Regions from separate parts of the Homo sapiens genome. Here region 2 is linked to region 1. Evidence: read pairs that join two places in POLR2A ChIA-PET (ENCODE). Cell type or tissue: OCI-LY7. All regions are shown on one strand. Each heading gives the region's core, and the rest is flanking DNA. Links, peaks and the distances in the headings are about the cores only.

Evidence for each region. Peaks named below come from ENCODE experiments on the same cell type or tissue, not always from the same donor. Only the 100,000 strongest peaks of a DNase experiment are listed, where the experiment ranks them.
Region 2: POLR2A ChIA-PET joins it to region 1 with 7 read pairs; 2 of 35 experiments call an interaction of 5 or more read pairs at or near these places.

Annotation. Positions count from the first base shown.
Region 1 is chrX:148,458,065-148,469,290 of GRCh38, forward strand. It overlaps the pseudogene RPL7L1P11. Among named protein-coding and RNA genes, the nearest start is that of AFF2, 37 kb to the right of the region's middle. In OCI-LY7, for the core only: no CTCF peak of the experiment used is centred there; DNase peaks (open chromatin) are centred at 1,497 and 2,537; H3K4me3 peaks cover 1,852 bases; H3K27ac peaks cover 2,725 bases.
Region 2 is chrX:148,564,660-148,572,659 of GRCh38, forward strand. All of the region lies in intron 1 of AFF2 (ALF transcription elongation factor 2), which reads left to right. Among named protein-coding and RNA genes, the nearest start is that of AFF2, 68 kb to the left of the region's middle. In OCI-LY7, for the core only: no CTCF peak of the experiment used is centred there; no DNase peak of the experiment used is centred there; H3K4me3 peaks cover 365 bases; H3K27ac peaks cover 1,644 bases.

The DNA of each region.
Region 1 (11,226 bases), core at 1,415-9,414:
TTTATAAGGAACTTATTTTCTGGTCTATTATGGAGATAATTTCATTAATTCTCATAATAGCATGATGTGCAATCTCACAGCTAACACATATTGAGCACATACTAAGTTCATGCAAGTATTCTAGCTAGTACCAAGGGCTGTCAAAACAAATAAGGTGTGGCTCCTACTCTCAAATTGCTAACACCGCAGTGGGAGAGGTTATATTGCACACGAGTCTCAAACCCAAGGCATAGGAAAAAAGTCTAGGAAAAGGCATCATCATCTAGTTCTCTCCTCCCCCACCAGAAGGCACATAGTGACACTTTCTCCCTTGTGTACCAGTGTTGCCCAGGATCAAGACCAGTGCCTGGTGTATGATGGACAAGTGCTATCTGTTAGGTGAATGAACACATCCCCACACTCGATGTGCCTGTTCAGGCTTCCATCATAATTGCCCTACACTGTTACAACCTGACCTTCCTGGCTTTAGCCATGCCACCTGCAAGCCATCCCCCTTACCACAGCAAAAACAACAACAACAAAAACCACCACTGTGCAACTTGCAACTCTTCTATCTGCTATTTAAAACCTGCCAGTGCTCCCTCTGCTCTTGGGAAAAGTCCATTATGTCTCATGTGGGCTATAAGGCCCTTTGTGATCTGGGTCTGATGTATATCTTCTGCCTCAGCTGCTGTCCATCTTCTGCCTCAGCTGCTGTCCAGCAGCACTGCCCCCCGCCCACCCCCTACAATGTGGTCCAGCCAGAGTGTGATGCTTGTGGTTCCTTGAATGTGCCAAACTCTTTCTCCTCTGGAAACTTCATCCCTCACTTCTGTTCCCACTGCCCACCGCTGATAAATATAAGCTAAAAGTTAAATTTCCCAACTTTGAGATAACCTGCCAATAACTTCCTTATATCCTTTCTTATATCCTCAACTTTCTATCTGAGGCTGGGAGGATGAAGTTAATTATTAATGATGATTAACAATTGGGCTAGAATTCCGGTGGTTTTACAGAACAATTGTAGCTCCTGACCTAACAACCCTATTCTCAAATTAATTTTGGAGAAATATGTGATCGTTTAATGAGTGAACACAACAGCTTCCATAGGAGATCAGGTAAAGTAATAGTGGCCTGCCCTTAAAAAACAAGCTCCCCTATTTTGTTAATCAATGAGGGACTAAGAGTGTTGTTGCTTGTGGCTCTGCTAGGAACAGACCATATCTGCACATTTTAGTTTTCCTGATTTACAAACTGAAAATCAATGTGTCCTTATTAACAGTGCTTTAGACCTTGGATGGGTCTGCCCCATAGATCCAAAGCATAGTGTAAAGGATGGCAAACTGAAGGCCATAGCCCAGTCACATGGCTGCTCCTCAAAGGAAGGCTCCAGTCTCTTAGGAAAGTCTGCATCCTCTTCCTGACATGTTGTTGACTGTTAACACCTGGCCTTTCAGTGCCATTAGAATAAACGTCATTAAAATATTGTGGCACTTCTGCTTTTAGTAGAACTAGAAAGCCGTGAAGCATGCAAACAGAGCGTGAAAATGAGAGACACCAAGGATGGTTATGAAACTTTTTCAGACCTAAGAAAAGTTTTACTTCAGTCTGCATTTTGGTTTTGGTGGGAGTCCACATGATTTCCTTCACTTAAAGCAGTCGATCCATGTCTGTTTTCTAACTAGCCTCTTCTTGGTTACATGGTTAACTGGCCTCCACAGAGCCAATTTGGGCAATTCTGACAAGGTCAGGCAGTGGAAATGTCCAGGCATAGATAGACCTCTGGTGCCCGTTGCCCATTCAAAAAAGTCAAAATGTGAAGCCTGACTTATAGACTTCTGAGCAAATGTTCAGTGAGCTGAAACACCCTGGGAGACCATGACTATATCCTATGAGGATCCTCAGGGACAAATCAGTTTGTCCTATAATATAGTTGTATGCCTATCTTCTCCATAAGCGTGTCAGTCTCTGTAAGGTGAGAATTCTGATCAATCTTTTCTCTGTCTTTCAAAATCCCTTTATTCCCTCCCCCATCCTTCTCCTGAACACGTGTACAGCTTCTGGCACAGTGCCTTACGGGACTTCAGGAAATTTCTTGAATCAAAAAATATCTTATATTCATGTTTGTGAGACTCAGCTATGCTGGCCTCTCACCACAGTTCAATCCATGTGAGGTATAAAGTAGAATACCCTAAACAGTTCTCTGGAACCTCACCCTTCTGGGGGTTTAATACTGAATTTCCGGAAGACTTCCCAAAGCACGGGCTCTGAATCCAATGGAGTAGGGAGGTTTATAAATAGCAAATTTATGCCTTTTTCTGCTAGAAGTTGCTTTTCATTTAATTAGTGAAAAAAATCAGTGTTACTATTTTTCTTACTTTCTTTTAATGATAAAAAATATAGCCATCATGTTATCCTTTTATAAGTATATTGCTGATTACATATCCTGATTCTTAATTTTTCTACTCTCTGTCATACCTGAACCCTATTTATGAAGTTAATTCATCTGAAAAAGAAATCACCCCTGCCATTTCTCAGTTCCTGCTTGTCTCACAGGTGACACATGAGTTCCTGGATACATTCAGGCAAGACCTGAAAGTATAAAATGTTCCAGGGCTGTAAATAATGTTAGGAAACCATTCTGCCACAGCCCATGGGGACAAGTAAAAGAAACCCTGGACACTGCCATTCTGGTAAGCTGCTGTCAGTTGAAATGTACACAACATTTTGTTCTCTCTGTTTCTAAGAAAGGAGTTATAAATATGAAAGGGCAAACCAAAACATTCGGACGCTTAGATAACTCTATCTCTGATGAGAATCCATGCTATCTAAAAGTAGGCTGGGAACTGGGTTAAATGAAGAGGTCCTAGAGATTCCCATTCAAGAACCCTGGAAGGACAACATGAGTAATTTTCATCTTAATTATTTATTGTTGCTCTGGATACCAAAGGCTGTTAGTAAAAACTAACACAGCAAATTTCTAAATAATAAAGTTGAGAAATTGTTGGCTTGGGTCTGAGCCGATGGTTCCTATTCTGACTGGGTCCCTTTCAAGTGAAAATCATTTGTCATATTTCAGCCTTCCATTTTCTCTAGCCAAATGTCTTGGAGTGATCCTTGAAGCCTTTCACACTCCACATCCAAACCATTAGGAAATCTTATGGGCTTTACCCTCCAAGTTATGTGTAGAATCTGACCATTTCTAACCAACTCCACTGCTAACTACCCCAATTTAAACCACAATCTACTCTCACCTGGATGATAAATAGCCTCTTTCTTTGATCTGTGGGTTTACACATTTTATCACAATTGAAAATTAATTGGCTATTAATTTATCAAATAGTTTTTCTTCCCTCTCTTTCTTCTTTTTTGGGGGCTTCAGTTACGTATGTATTAGGGCACTTGAAGTTGTCCCACAGCTCACTGACACTGCTTATTTTATTTGTTTATTTTTAATTCCTTTGTCTCTGGGTTTCATTTTGGACACTTCCTATTTATATATCTAACAAATTTATTAATTTTTTCTCATGCAATGCCTAATCTGCTGTTAATCCAAAATCCAGGTTACATTTTATTTTAGTCATCATCATTTTCATCTATTGAATTTCAATTTGAATCTTTTTGCATTTTCCATCTTTACTATGTTCAGTCTTTCCTCTGGCTTCTTGAGCATATGGAATATATTTTTAATATTTTTACCTACTAGTTCTATCATCTGTGTTAATTCTGGGTCAGTTTCAATTGATTGAAGTTTCTCTTTATTATAGGTGGTATTTTTCTTCTTCTTTGGATGTCTGATAATTTTTGATGGGATGCCAGACTTTTTTTTTTTTTTTTAGCTTGTAGGATATTGTATATTTTTATTTTCCTGTGGATATTCTTGAGCTTTATACTGAGACATAATTGCATTCCAACTTTTTGGGGGACTGAATTTGTGGTCACTAACCTTCATGGTACCCATAACCTTGCTACTAGACAACTTGTGTTACTGTGGAGTTTGGTACTTAGAAACAACTATCTACAAACTACTCCATGAGGTCTCCCTTGATGTTCATATATAGTGCTTGTTTGTCACTTTTCACATCTTGAGTTGGGAAGCTTTATACTGCTATTGACACTAAGCCTTCCCTAAGACTCACAACAGTAAGTCCTCACTTAACATCATTGATCAGTTGTTGGAAACTAACTTTAAGTGAAATGACACACAGCAGATTTTCAAGTAACATAATTTCCTTCAACACCGTTTTCTGATAATGTTGATTTTAAAAATTTGTTTTGTTATACATCATTTCACTTGAAGTCAATTTCCAAGAACCTATTGAAAATGTTAAGTGAGAACTTGCTAGACTTTACTCGTGTCCTTTCCATCTTTGTTTCTCCCCCACCTTGTTATACCCATTCCCACCCCAGGCCCACTGTCCTTAAAATTGTTTGGGGCCCTGGCCTGTGATTGTTAATGAGCGTGGCTAAGGGCCTTCTAGATTTACACTCGGTGATACTGTACATGTAGGCATCTGATAGCCCCCTAATGGCCCAATGACATCAGGAGTATCCTTTTCAATTAGAAAATTTAAGGCATCATTAAACAAACAAAAAACTTGACGTAGACATGTTAATACAAAGAACATGATTATAAGCAGGATTTTCCAAATTTCTAGTGAAAATCTATTTTGCTTGCTTCTGATGCATCTATAATATAGCATAATCAGTACTTTTAGTATGAATTACAACTTAAATACATGTCATTTTCAAGTAGATGCAGACCATGTTTGTTAGGGGAGGAATAAATGATGACAAATGGAATTGGACCATAGCATTTCCTGAATCCAGACTATTGAAATCTGCTCTAAAGTGTTAAGAATTAGGTGGTACAAATGTATTCCCTCTTGAAAAGCTTTTGTTGTATAATTTCTATGTGGGGAAAAAAAGAAGGATAGATGACAGCTAATATATTTTTGCAAATGAAAACAGCATCTAGAGTCTGCCTGAGGAGAAATTGTCTATGAAGATCATATTTCTGAATAAAAACAGGATTTCCTTTGTGGTTTAATTCAATGAGCAATTATGGTAAAACATCATTAACTCAGATATACTCATTTTCAATATGTGATCTTTTGGACACGGTGGACAGAAGGTTATTTTGTCTAGAAAATTTCTTCTTCATTTTTTTAAAAGATAATTCTTATCACTGCAATTTGTTTGGCCATTATCCATAACTTTGTCTTATTAGGTCCCCGTCCTTCTTTGTCCTTTTATACTTGTCACCATCCCAGCTACCCACAGTTCCATGCAGTTCATTTGTGGCTCATGTTCTGATCCTGATCTCACAAAGCAGAAATCCCATGAATTAACTGGGTAATGATCCTTTACCTGTGCATAGCACTTCTCACTTTATAAAAAATTTTATTTTTGTATTTCACTTAATCTTCATAAAAGGCTATTTTTCTCCCATTTTACAGATATGAATATTGAGGTTCAGTGTAGCAGTCATTAATACTGTTCACCACATGTTTCTACTTCTCCTCCTCCTATACAGATGCTAAGATGGCATTTCCTGGCTTCTTTATGGTTTTGTGGAGCCAGATGACTGAAAACAATGAGTGGTTAGTGGCAGTAACATGTACCACTTCTGGGAAGAGCAATTAATTGTCAATATCATACCCTCCAGAGTTCTCTTTTCTATTTGCCACGGGGACTGCCAATGTTTGCTATAGTAGCTGCTAAGTGACTACAACGGGCATGGAACGTGAGCTATGCTGGTATTTCCAAAAATGTCTTTGAGCTAAAAGAGTTAATTTTCTGTGCCACTGTTTGTCCAAGTCACTAAATACTAAGGTGCACTGCGAATCTGCAGGAACAAATAGTATGCAAAATTTTCCAAAATTATTTTACCAGAAAAAAAGCTATCTTTTCTTGTATAAGAACTTGCAGCATTAGCATTCTGCAGAATACACTTTGGGAAGACTTGTACTAGGCCCTCCTTCTGCTTCTGTTCATGCATGTTCCTTCATCTTCCTCAGGTTAAAGGCCTTGGTTAGAGATGTGGTTAGGGAAGTTTGGTGGAGGTCTAGAGGGAAATTAGAATTAGATTGAAGATCACTTACCAGCAAGATCAGCATGAGCTAGGCAGAGGGTGGTGGCCACTGAGAGTATCTAAAGAAGCAAGCGCAAGGCCAGCTGTGGGTCCAAGCCCAGTGTGAATAGTGAAGAGGAAAAAAAGGGCAGTTGCCTAGAGAAGGGGACAGTCAAATGAGCCTCCAAAGGACATGGATGGTGGAAGAATCCATAGATGAGACAGACTGCTGACCAGGAAGTGAGCATGGGAAAGGCAGTGATACAGCCTTACTAACAGCTACTATAACAATTATTAAATCTTACAGAGAACTCACTAAGTGCTAGGTACTTTGGTTAGCACTGTTTACATTTTTCTCACTTAATCCTGCAGGCATTATTAGTATCCCCACTTCATAGGTGAGGCACTTACATAGTGTTACACAAACATTAAGAAAGCAAGTTGGGATTTGCATCCATATCAGCTCAATTTCAAACACCATGTTTTTAGCCACTATTCTCTACTGCCTCTCTATAGCTTATGAAGCCCAGCTCTTAAGAAATACTTTCTGCAAGTAGCTGCAACACTAGAAAGATGGCAGAGCAAGAGCAAAGAAAAATCCCTTTGGTTCCAGAAAATCTCCTGAAAAAGAGGAAGGTTTATCAAGCCCTCAAAGCCACCCAGGCAAAGCAGGCACTTTTGGCAAAGAAGGAGCAGAGGAAAGGAAAAGGGCTCAGGTTTAAGCAACTGGAGTCATTCCTACATGATTGTCAAGTCACAGAAATGTGACAAGGTGCATCTCAGACAACTAGAAGTGAAACCTCATGACTTGGAATTGCCAGATAAACATTCCTTGGCCTTTGCTGTATGCATCGAAAGGATTGATGGCGTGAGTTTACTGGTGCAGACCATTGCAAGACTTCGCCTAAAGAAAATTTTTAGTGGTGTCTTTGTAAAAGTCACCCCCCAGAACCTAAAAATGCTGCGTATAGTGGAACGTTGTGTGACCTGGGGATTTCCAAATCTGAAGTCTGTCTGGGAACTCATTTTGAAACGTGGACAATCCAAGGTCAAGAATAAGACCATCCCTCTGACAGACAACACAGTGATTGAGGAGCACCTGGGGAAGGTTGGCGTCATTTTCTTGAAAGACCTCATTTATGAAATTGCCTTCCCAGGGAAGCATTTCCAGGAGATCTTATGGTTCTTGTGCCCTTTCCACCTCTCAGTGGCCCATCATGCTACCAAAAATAGAGTGGGCTTCCTCAAGGAGATGGGCACACCTGGCTATCAGGGTGAATGCATCAATCAGCTCATCTGCCAGCTGAACTAGACCCAGGTGCCAAACTGCAGTAAATTTTTATCAATGAAGTGGAAGCATGTGTTTTTGTTTTCTGGGAATTTTTATCAAGTATCTTCAGAGAAGATTATTTCCTGCTTTGTCTTCAAAAACTGGAAAGGAAGGGTCAAAGAAAAGACAGTAGCTTATGTTCATGGCAAGCACCTCTCATCACAGCCCAGTTCCAAGGAAAAATTCCCAGTGTTTTCTATATTGTGGCTGCCGCCTCATCTGAAATCAGCACATTCCATGGGGGAAGGAGTCCTGCTTTGTTGCATCTGCTATCCCAGGTTTAATGTTGGTAAATGAGTAGCTCTAGCATTTGTATAAGGCTTCCTAAGACTCCTGCAGCAGTCGACCAAGCCCAGGGACATAATTGAATCTGGAGATTCCTGGGGCCTCGTTTTGAAAAAGACTTGAAATACACATAGGAAGTAAGGCACGAAAACAAATATTTACTTGTCTCTAAAAAAAAGAAAGAAGAAAGAAAGAGAAATACTTTCTGCTATATTGACTTTTCTCTTTACTAGCCTACTTAGTGAGATTTGAGTGTATTCACAATGAAGAATCTAGAGCAGTAGACCTGTGGGATATAATTTTAGGGGACTTTCATGTTTGTATAACCAGGTATTCCAGTTCTTTTCTCAAAAGTCAATCTAACAGATAAATCATCTTCCAAAATGGTCATAGTCAGTAAACAAAAGACTTTCAAAACACCTTAATAACTACAATCACTTTCTAATATAAGGCAACATCATTTTGATCTCAAAAAGAAACTGTTGCGTTTTGTGACAGAAGGAGAAACTGGATACAGACTGATCTCTCTTAGATAACTGGAGAAATCCATCTGAAACTGTTAAGCCTCTAGAAGAAGATGACTTCTAATTCAGAAAGTTTCTTTTTTTCTTGCACTGCTCAAAGATTGGATTTGGATCATTTCGTTTTCTCCCCTGTTTAGTTTCTGTGATTAGGTCCACAGAGTTTAAGAGATATGAGTCATAAACTTTGAAACACAAAGACCTCTGATTCATCTAGAATTTGTTGAGTAGATGAGTCAGTATATTGATTAACTTGAATGGCTACTGACACTTTTCCCTTTCATTACTAGTCATTCAGACACAGAATGGGTGGTGAGATACTTTTTCATACTTCTTTATCATCCGATTTTGTTTTCTGTGGTTTGTTAGCTTTTTTTTCTTGGTTATCTATACAGAGATGAAAACTAAGCGATAAACAAAGGCATTGATTGCGACAGTGAGTTGAATCACTTGGTCTTTAATTATGAACTACTTGGAGACTGTTAAAAATTCATGCAGGCTTGTATTCATAGTGGTACAGGTTTAAAAGTCATTAAGAAACAGCATGACTGGGTTAGATAATTAATATTTGGCTTGAAAAATAAAAACATTGCAATTACGAACAGCACGACCCATGGTCAATTATCTATCACATTTTTCCCAAGTAAATTCTAAAATCCAAATGAATTTATTATGAAATTAGCCATTCATTCATTCATTCATTCATTCATTCAGCAAACATTTATTATTTTTAACTACTGGGTGTCAGGAACTCTGCCAGAATCTGTCAAGGATCAGAGATGAAGAAAATCCCATTCCTACCCTCAAAGAGCTTATAATCTAACAAAGGAGTTAATACCTCTGCACACAAAATGCCCTTTAATACAAGATACATGTAGAAAATGAGCAAAGAGGCATCAAAGTAATTCAAGAAGAGATATACTTTCAATGGGGGAATATAGGAAAAGCATCATAGAATACATAGAGTTCTGAAAAGTAATAGGGAACAGAGAAGGCATGATCAGAAAGTAAAATGTCATGAAACATAAGGTATATTCAGGGACTGAAACTAAGATATTTTAACAACTACAAATGCATGACATAGGGCACTGCCTCTCGAACTCTATCATTTGTAAGAATCACTTGAAGATCTTGTTAAAATGCAGAGTATTTTTTGGTAGGTCTGGGGTGGGTTATGAGATTCTTCATTTTTAGCTAGCTCCCAAGTACTGCCCATTCTGTTGGTCCATGGACCACATTTTGAATGCCAAGGTCCTAGGGCACTGTACTAGAAGTCAAAGACTGAAGAGTGCTCACAGTCAACAGTGTGATACAGACAATAAGGGCAACAAGATCTTATAGGAAGGTGAAGTCAGTAAGCACTGGAGTTATTATAAAATGTTTCTTAGAAGAAGTAGAGCTAGAACTAAGATGTGAAAGTATAGAGGACTCACTCAGTCTAACATGTTGGAGAGGCAGAGATTCTAGGTAGGTAAAATATGGTGAGCAAATATGCAGAGGAATGCATATAGTCTGTCCGGGCAACAATAAGCAGACCAGTCTGGCTAGAGTGGAAGCTTTTTGGAGAGGATTAGTGGGTTACTATGCTAGAAGCATAGGGTTTAGACCAGATCATGGAGGTCCTTGAGAGTCAGACTAAGATGCTTCAAAATCAGCTTGAATGCAGGCTTGGCATGATGGAGATACAATATTGAAAAGTCAACAACAACAACAACAAAAAACCCCACAAAACTACCATCCTGTTACTAAGCCATGTACCCATAGCACTGGACCTCCCTGAAAGGTGCACTTTAAAATTTTTGTGCAGAGCTGCCATATGGGTACCCGGCAAGTAGGGCTGGTAAAATGAGTGCTTCACTTGTTGTGGCTTCCATAGAGAGTATATTTACTAATGTGTAGTACTACTGTATACCAGGAGGAAACATAAAGAATCAGAGATACTTAAAAAGCTAAAGATTAAGAGGATGGTCAGGTGGAAGACTGAGATTTGGAAGGCAATCATTTCAGCACTGGAGGATGGTAAAATTGCCCAGGAAGGAAGTCTGGAGCAAAAGTTCTTAACATTTTCTGCAGGGTCCTGGACTTCTTTGAAATTCAATTAAATTATGGCCCCTTTTACCCAAATGCATAAACAGATGTACACACAAATACAATTTGGCATAAACTTACCAAGGTTTCCTGGAACCCTCAGAAGCTTTTCCATTTCTTCCTAAGATTAGAAACCTTGCTTCTAAAGAGGAAAAAAAAAAAAAAAAGTGAAGGACAAAGCCTTGGAAGAGGAAGCAGTGAAGAAAAACAAGGAGCCCTCAGGCAAGAGGAGAAACCATATATTTCTTGTAAGATTGCCTGAGCCAAGGAAAAAGAGTTTCTAGAAGGAAATGTCAACATTACAATAGGTCATAGTTCAATGAGGAAGAGCATGTTGGATCCAACCATGTTGGATCATAGTTGCTTGCAAAAGAGAATGTTGAGTAGCATGCTGAAAATATAAACCCTAAGTTCAGGAGTAAGTAGACAATGAAGAAGTGGAGTTGGAAAGAAAGAGGATTATAAAAAGAGAGATAGTAGAAAAAATGAATAAGGTAGAGAGGAATTTTAGCATGAATGAGAAGAAAACTGAGGAAACTTGTGTCAGTAAATTAAGGTGTGAGGTTGTCAACTGAGGAGGGTTTGTAGAGTTGGAAGCTTGATGAAATGTTGGAATTGGCTGTCATAAACATAGGGAGTCCAGAAGGGATGAAATCAAGATCTTCAATAAGTATTTGATATATTACTAATGATGAAATATATGAAGCTTTTGAGCTTACCATGTTTCTCTCTGCCATCGTTCCCCAAGGATTGGCCATTTATATCTGCCATGGTCAACTGCAAGGCTAAATTCTTGAGGCAAAATGCTGGGCATATATGCTTCAAGTCATAATCTTCTCATGTTACTGAAAAGCTGTTTTCTGTAAACAACTTTCCAAGAGTTGTTACTTCACTCATCGGATGAAATTTCTCCCGTGAAGAGGCAGTGCTAACTGTATAGATCCACTGGA
Region 2 (8,000 bases), core at 1-8,000, 110 kb after region 1:
TTTCTCTACTTCAAGTAGCCTAATTATCCTTCAGTGCTCAGCTCAGATGCAGTCTCCCCAAAGCAGCCTTCCTGGACTTCCCCAGGCTGAATTCATACCTTCCTCCATGTTTCCTCTGCTTTGTATTATGTGCAGCTTTTATGGATGCCTCCTACAACTACATTGTATTTATCTTCCACAGTTCCTAGGTAGCACATTCCACACAGTAATACTCAATAGAGGTTTATTGAGTGCTTAAGTGGAATTGCTTTAATGTCATGGTCCTGTTTCTTATTGTCTTCCTCTGCATCAGAAGGAGGACATGTAGAATTGGCTGCTCTTTGCTTTTTACAGCAGGTCAAAATAAATGCAAGCTCTGACACATTACATGGAATTGAAATTAAGAAGAAAGAGTATGATGCTTGTTATCAGTGGAATCATGGGCATGGTAGGAGAAAATTATGCTAGTGACAGGACTGCTAGTCTCAACCTAGGAAACTGGCAGTAGTTGGCTTTGTGACTGCAGCCAAAGATTATACCATATTATATTAGTTGAATGGTTGAATATATATCTGTTCTTGAAGGAATAGTATGTAATTAATCTCTAGTTTTTAAAATATATTTATGATAAGAACTCTGTTTCCCCTGTATTTTATTTTTCTTAGGTTGTTAAAAAAAACTACTGACATCTTTCAAACACTTTACTCAATATTCCCCCAAAAGCATCAGCAGCAAAAGTTTATGAATATTTTTATTAGAGATGATTTGGATTTTATTCCTGCAACACAGAGCTAGAAAAATTTTAAGGTCATTAGCCATAAGAGTTTTAAATACATTGTCATTCGAGTATGTTAGTTTTAGCTTCATAGTTCTCTGTTATCTTTAGCTTTTCCCATTTTTAAGTTAATAATGATAAAAATAAATTTCATACTTATTAGCTTTTTTCATCCTAAGGTGTTTAACAAACCTTAGGGGTACAAATATAATGTGTAGCAATCCATATGCTTGCTCATAGGTTTATGGCCCTAAGAGCATCATTTGATCACAATTATTTTTGTTTCATTGACATTCCACACAATCAACTGAAGAATTGGGTCCTAAGTTACTGGAAAAGTACAAGTAGAAACTCTTGTCTAGCCAGTTAACGTGTCTTTGAATATCTTTATTTCTATTCTTCCTTCCTTTCAACAACCCTTTGTTACATAACAGCTATGGTTGGGTTCAGAGCCCAAGACTAGGGGTATAAAGATCAACAAGGTTGTTAAAAGTTCATATATATATATATAAAATATACATGCATATCTATGAGTTAGGTTAAAGGTATATATAAATATGTGCGTGTATAGTTAGAAGTATAAATGAGAAGTACATTGTCAGATGTGTATACATATCCTTAGTAATTTTAATTTCCTAATTGTTTACTCTCTGCCAGGCACTGTGCCAAATAGTTTATGTGCATCATCTCATTTAACACTTGCAACAACTCTGTGAGGTATCATTATCGTATGGTGCAAATAAGAAAACCAAGACTCAGAAATATTATTATTATCTATTTTGCCCAAGTCTGTCAGCTAACAGTTGTCACAGTCAGGGTTGAAACCCAAGTGTGTCTGACTTCCAAGCTCATTCTCTTTCCCTATGTTTTTAAGTGTCTCTGGTTGAATCAGATGCTGATTTCTTCCCAGAAGTCTAGATTCAGAATTAAAGGAACAAAAGAATGAAAGTATTAAAATGGTTGCTTGAATATCAAAACTGGATGGTCATGAATACCAAAGATCTATTTGTTTTATTATATATATATATGCTCTGGCAATCCTGCATTGGAGTAGAGAGTCAGTTCTCAGACAATAGTTCTCTATTTGAATCAGAGCAATGAAATGCAGCAATTCAGTGACAGTTGCATCCCCCTTAGGTTCCCCAACTGAAGACCACCTTCTGGCTGGATTACTTTATGGTGTGGTCCTTTTGGTACTTCAGTAGCTAAGAAAGTGTTTTCAGATTAATAAGATGTTGAAACACCAGATGAGCCATCAAGGGGTGTGCAAGGTCTCTATCCTTAAGAATCTCCATGTTGAGAAAACTGTTCATCCTAGATAGCTGAACCGTTCACCTCTTGGGATCTTTGACAATTCTGTGATTTTTGCAAGACATGCACACTTATCAAGTTAATTTCACCTTAAGCCAAAATCTCCTTTGTAGCTCTTTATAACCAAAGTGCCAGCAAATCAACAAGGTGTCTCTGACCACCCTTGGACTGGATTAGACTCTCTATTAGGCACTTGTGGTACTTTTTGCTTCATAGTATTTCTTACTCTTAGAGTTCAGTGATTATTTGTGTAATGCCTGTCTGCCATGCTGGACTATGAACTCCAGTTGGACAGAGACTGTATTTGTAATGCTCAGTACTCCACCTTACCTGCGGTGCTTAACCTTGTGGCTGGCAAATAGCAGGAAGTCAATATATATTTATTGATGGAAAAATAAATGACTGAAATTTAATAGAAGACTGAACACATACAACCATGCAGCGGATTTAGTGTTGATTTATGCTACAGTGATTCTCATTCTTAATATTTAAGCACACCCCTAGTTCAATACCTCTTTCATGACCTAACAGCTCTAGGGGTTTTATGTGATGGAGGGCAATTCTGTTTGCTTGGTGATTACAAGAGGACAGATACAATATTTACTAGCCTTAGCAATTCCTGAGCAAATGTGGTCCCTGGAGAAGGGAACATAGTAATAAAGCAGGGAAACCTAGCCGTTATCTTGAAGCAAAGCCACACAGGCATCAAGGCTGCAGCTCGCATTCCTGTGGTCTGGAGCTCTGGAGTTTTCAAGGGTTATTTATGGTGACACTGATGAGACACTTCATTTAAATACTGTAACTGCTGAAGTATCCCAGAATGAAAAACTCAGCTTACGGTGGAGTCAATACCTTGTTATTTCTTTTAACTCTCTGATATACCATTGTTTCAAGGATTTACACTAAAATACTTGAGTCTTGAGTCCTAAAATGACCCAAGAGAGATAAACTGACCATGGCTGCCTCCTGTACATAGGATTTGGTTTCTTAAAATGAAGCTCACTCTTATCTTTACTCAGCCCATTGTTCTTTAATTGGTCAAATGACGCTATAAATGAAGGACTTTGATAGCAAAAAATAAATGTTTTATACATTGCTAGAAAAAGCTTTAGGAGAAAATTTTAGCAAAAGAACAGATTCTTTCTTGTTTCTATAGAAACCAGTAGTGATCAGGAGGAGCGAGGTGTTCTTTTAAGCATACACATTAGTAAGGCCAGCTCAGCAGTCTCCAGCATACTGGAGAGCTGGAGTCAGAGACCCACTAGCTGGGGGAGTGCCTCTGTCTGAGTCCTTTTGATATCATTGGGAGTTGGGGACATCTTGCTGGAAATACCTGGTTCCTCATAAGCTGAGTAGGGTTGCAGTCCACAGTCACTCAGCATCATAGAGCCAGAAAGGTTTTTAAAGGAATCTCCTGTCAAAAGGGGAGGAAAAAGATAAACATAGGAAAGCTTTAATATCAGATGTCAACAGGCCTTTAAACATGCTCTTTACCACTGAGCAATAAATACCCTGGTTGAGTCCTGACCAGATCACTTATAAACTGTCCAAAGTACGCATTCGAATCATTGGATTGTATGACAATTTGTTTCCCTTTTGGTTTGTCTACTTCCATAAAATCTTTAAAAAATGAAATTTGAATTAAATGTATCTTTTAAAGTTAAATTTCTAGAGCTGTTAGATTCCTGACAAGTGAATGTTGGACAAGACTTACAATCAAATTCCAAAGCAAATACTTTTCTAAAGCCTAATCAGTACTACAGCTTTCAATGATTTCTCTAGTCTTTTAAATGAAGTTTAGGTCAAATGTAATGACAGGATGAAGCAGATGCATTTTGCTTCAACCTGACATGCCCCAGAAGGTAAGAGAAATATCTGGTAACTGACAAAAGAGTTTTCTGTTTGCTTGACATTTACTTTGTATGTAAATAATCCAGTATATTGGCATGTCAATATATTAGTTAGTGGTGGCCCAAAACATGATGCGAATTTAGATAGTATTTCTTTCTGCTCACAAATATACACTCTTGATCAACAAGAGAACATTTATTGCAATCTTGCCTTGCAGTTGGCAGAGCAGAATGAATCGTTTTGAAATATAAACTTCCTCAGATCTAAAATATATCACAGGAAAACACAAGACATAAGGGGAGTGGATTATGAAATAAAAGGAGCATATTTCGTAATCTATAGGTTATAATCATTAAAGATTGCCATTAGTAAGATGCTGGGCCAAATGTGTAAGACTACATTTGGTAAGCAGGTATGAAAAGCTCATGATTTCCTTGAAACTGTTCTTTGGAAGCAACACTGCATTGTGGAATGGTAAGAAGTGGCCCCTTACTGGCTGTGTGACCTTGGGTAAGTCACTTTCCCTCTCTGACTTCAGTTTCCTCATCTGCAAAATGGTAGTAGTAAAAATGATGGTGATGGTGATAATGATCATGATGATGAGGAGGAGGAGGAGGAGGAACAGAAGTAGGAATAGGAGGAAGAGGATTTCTCTATCTAGGGTTGTAAAATTTAGATAAGAAAATCTAGAAAACTCTGCATATAGAAGATGTACAATGTGAGTCATATTCCTTTCTACTTTCCCTAAGAACAAACCATGTTAGTACTTAACATTTCGCTTTTACCAAGCTTTTAGCGGTCGTTTCTTTGCTATTCAATGAGAACTGAAGTTTTGCTGAAATATGGGAAAAGTAACCAAACATCTCTAAAAAACAAAACAAAGCAAAACAAACAAAAATACAAGGAGTAAGAAATATGCCATATTTTCTAGACACATTTTATTTCAGTTTTTTCCCCTGGGTGTAGAGTTAGGGTGCAAAATCTATCAAATTCTTCTATTAATTTTAAATTAAGAAATGTGGAGATTTGCTATGTTAGAACCAAAGCTTTCCTGATTCTCTGAGGATAACTGTGTGTGTGTTTGACCTCTAGAGCTGAAGTCACGGTGTTAGCCCCTTGTGACATTAGTGTTCAGAAGCTCTTTCTATGCATGGATAAATCTTGGTTGTCTAGCACAGGTTGTGAAACATAATAGGGGCTCATTAAATATTTGTTTAATGAATAAATGAAATTATTATGCAATAAAATTAAAAATGTAATGTTTACCAAACTACTCTCAGTACATTTGTTTCAGTGATTTTTTCATACAATCATACATGATATCAGACCACATGTAATATATATAAAAAGGATAGCTGTCAGTAAAATGGAAAGAATCCTTGTCTCCATCTCACTGGCTTGATTGATATATACTCATATCCAATATTTCCTATAGACAGGCTACCATAATTAATTTGATTATTCTTTCACATAATTTTGATGGATCAAGATGCAGACGATTTATAATTTCTACCAATCCAAAGTGTACAGTGTATGTTTATTTTGGTCTGTAATCTCCAAACAGTCATTGTCATCATCATCAAGCCTACTTTGAACCGTACAAGCTACATAGTGTCACATCTACATGGTTATAGACCCTCAGTATGCTTAAGATGAAATTTCATATCACCCAATAAGAAATCTTCATTATTTATTAAGAATGAGTCAGGAAGAGAAAGCAGTTGTGATTTCTTGGCTTATTTCTCTGACAACCTCTTCAATTTGAACCAAGCAATCATTACTCATTTTTTAATACACACCACACACATAGGTGGATCAAGATTTGAAGTCTCATAACATTTAGTAAAGTAGAAATACGCATCTTCGTAGAAGAAATGTGGAATGTGTACTTGTATTCTTCCTTTTCATTTCAAAGATAGTGCTGCTTACAACACTGATGATCTGGGCATGCAGATGTGACTGAAAGGGTCTGTGTAATGACAATCCTTCTACCTGAGACACAGGACGTTCTCCCTTTGCATAGGGCCTGGTGCTTTGTATTGGTTTCCTGGAGCTGCTGAAACAAAACACCACAAATTGGTGTGGCTTAGAACAATAGAAATGTTTTGTTTCCCAGTTCTAGAGGCTATAACTTCAAAATCAAGGTGTTGGGAGGGCTATGCTTCCTCCAAAGGTCCCAGGAAAGACGTGTTCCATGCCTCTTTCCTAGCTTCTGGTAACCGCATCCGTTCCTTGGATTGTTGATCCATCGCTCCAATCCTCCACCTTTACATGGCCATCTTCTTCCTGTGTCTTCCCATCCTCTTGCCTCTATGTGTGCCTATCTGTCTGTCCAAATGTCCCCTTTTTATAAGGATACTAGTCATATTGGATTAGGGCTGACCCTAAGACCCTCATCTTAACTTGATCACCGCTGAAAGATCCCTATTTCCAAATTAGGTTACATTCTGATGTGCTGAAGGTTAAGACTTAAACATATTTTTTTGGAGGGGGTGGAAACAATTCAATTCATAACAAATTTTCATACTAAAGTTTGTTCTTTGCAACTGCACCTCTGGCACTTGTGGTATAGATGAAGCATTAGCTCAAAAAACCCAACTGTATTCTTTGGAGCTGCTTTTCTGGGCAAGCCTGTGGACTACTTAATTGTTATCAAAGTTCTACCATTAGGCCGCTTGACTTGAAGCCATGCTTCTGTGGATTCTTAAAGATGACACTTCTGCCCTCCTGCCTATGATTACTGTGCATGATTAGCTGCAGCATTGCTTTCCAAATGTTCCAGAACTTGGCATTTCCAGTAATTTAGCTTGGACTGGTCTCTACTCTGCACCACCCGCTACCCCCAACTGCAGCTCATCTGGGTTCGTAAGTTTGGGTCTGAAAGATATCAAGAAAATTTAAACTTTGGGGCACATTTTCAGTGGGAAAACAGATGGAAAAGCTGTATGGGAGTGTAAAGTAAAAGATTGTATTGATCAAAGAGAGGAATTCTCAAAGTCTTGTAGCTAAACTTATTCCTGTGGGAAAAGCTGCTAACCCAAATCCTCCTAGACAAATAATGCCAATTAAAAAAAGGCACTGAGTTCACTGGCTTAAAAGCAGTCATTCTCAAGATAGTATTATCATTTTAAAGCTTCTAAAAGCTTTCTGGGAAGCCTGAGTCGGTTCATTGTCCTAAGGACAGATGGACACCTGATAAAGTATTTATGGCCCAATCTAACTAAGGATCAGCACAGGGTCAAAGGGCCAGTGATAATAGGACTAATATCTCTAGATCCACCTACATATAGGAAGCACTTTCTAAAAGTTATGAGAAAAAAGATTATTCAGCCTGAGGCATTAGCAACTATTTTGATTAAATATTGGTAGGGAGCTTAAAGGTCATCATCAAGTAAGTGAAAAGACACATCACAGAATGAGAAAAATATTTGTAAACCATAGATCTGATAACATACTAGCATCCAGAAAAGACAAAAAAAAAAAACTGTTACAAAATAATTCAATTAAAAATTGGCAAAGCATCTGAATAGATATTTATTCAAAGTAGATACACAAATGCTAATAAATACATGAAAAGACACTGAATATCTTAGTCATCAGGGAAATGCAAATATTAATAAAAACCATGAGACACCACTTCACACCCACTAGAATCACTATGCCCAAGAAGATACACAGCAACAAGTGTTGGCGAGGATGTCGCGAAATTAACACCCTTTGCTTGTGGAAATGTATTAAATAAAATTATGCAGACACTGTGGAAAACAATTTGGGAATTCCGCAAAAAGCTAAATATCGAATTTTCATGTGACCCAACAATTACGCTTCTAAGTATACATGGAATAATATTTAAGACATATGTCCACATAAAAACTTGTACTGGAGTGTTCATGGCAACATTACTTGTCACAGCCAAAAGTGGGAATGACTCAAATATCCATCGACTGATGAATGGACAAACTAAATGTGGTCTATCTATACAAAGAATATTACTCAACCACAAAAGGAAGGAAGTACTGATGTGTGTCACAATTTGCACTACAATTTGGATGAACATTGAAAACATTATGCTAAGTGAAAGAAA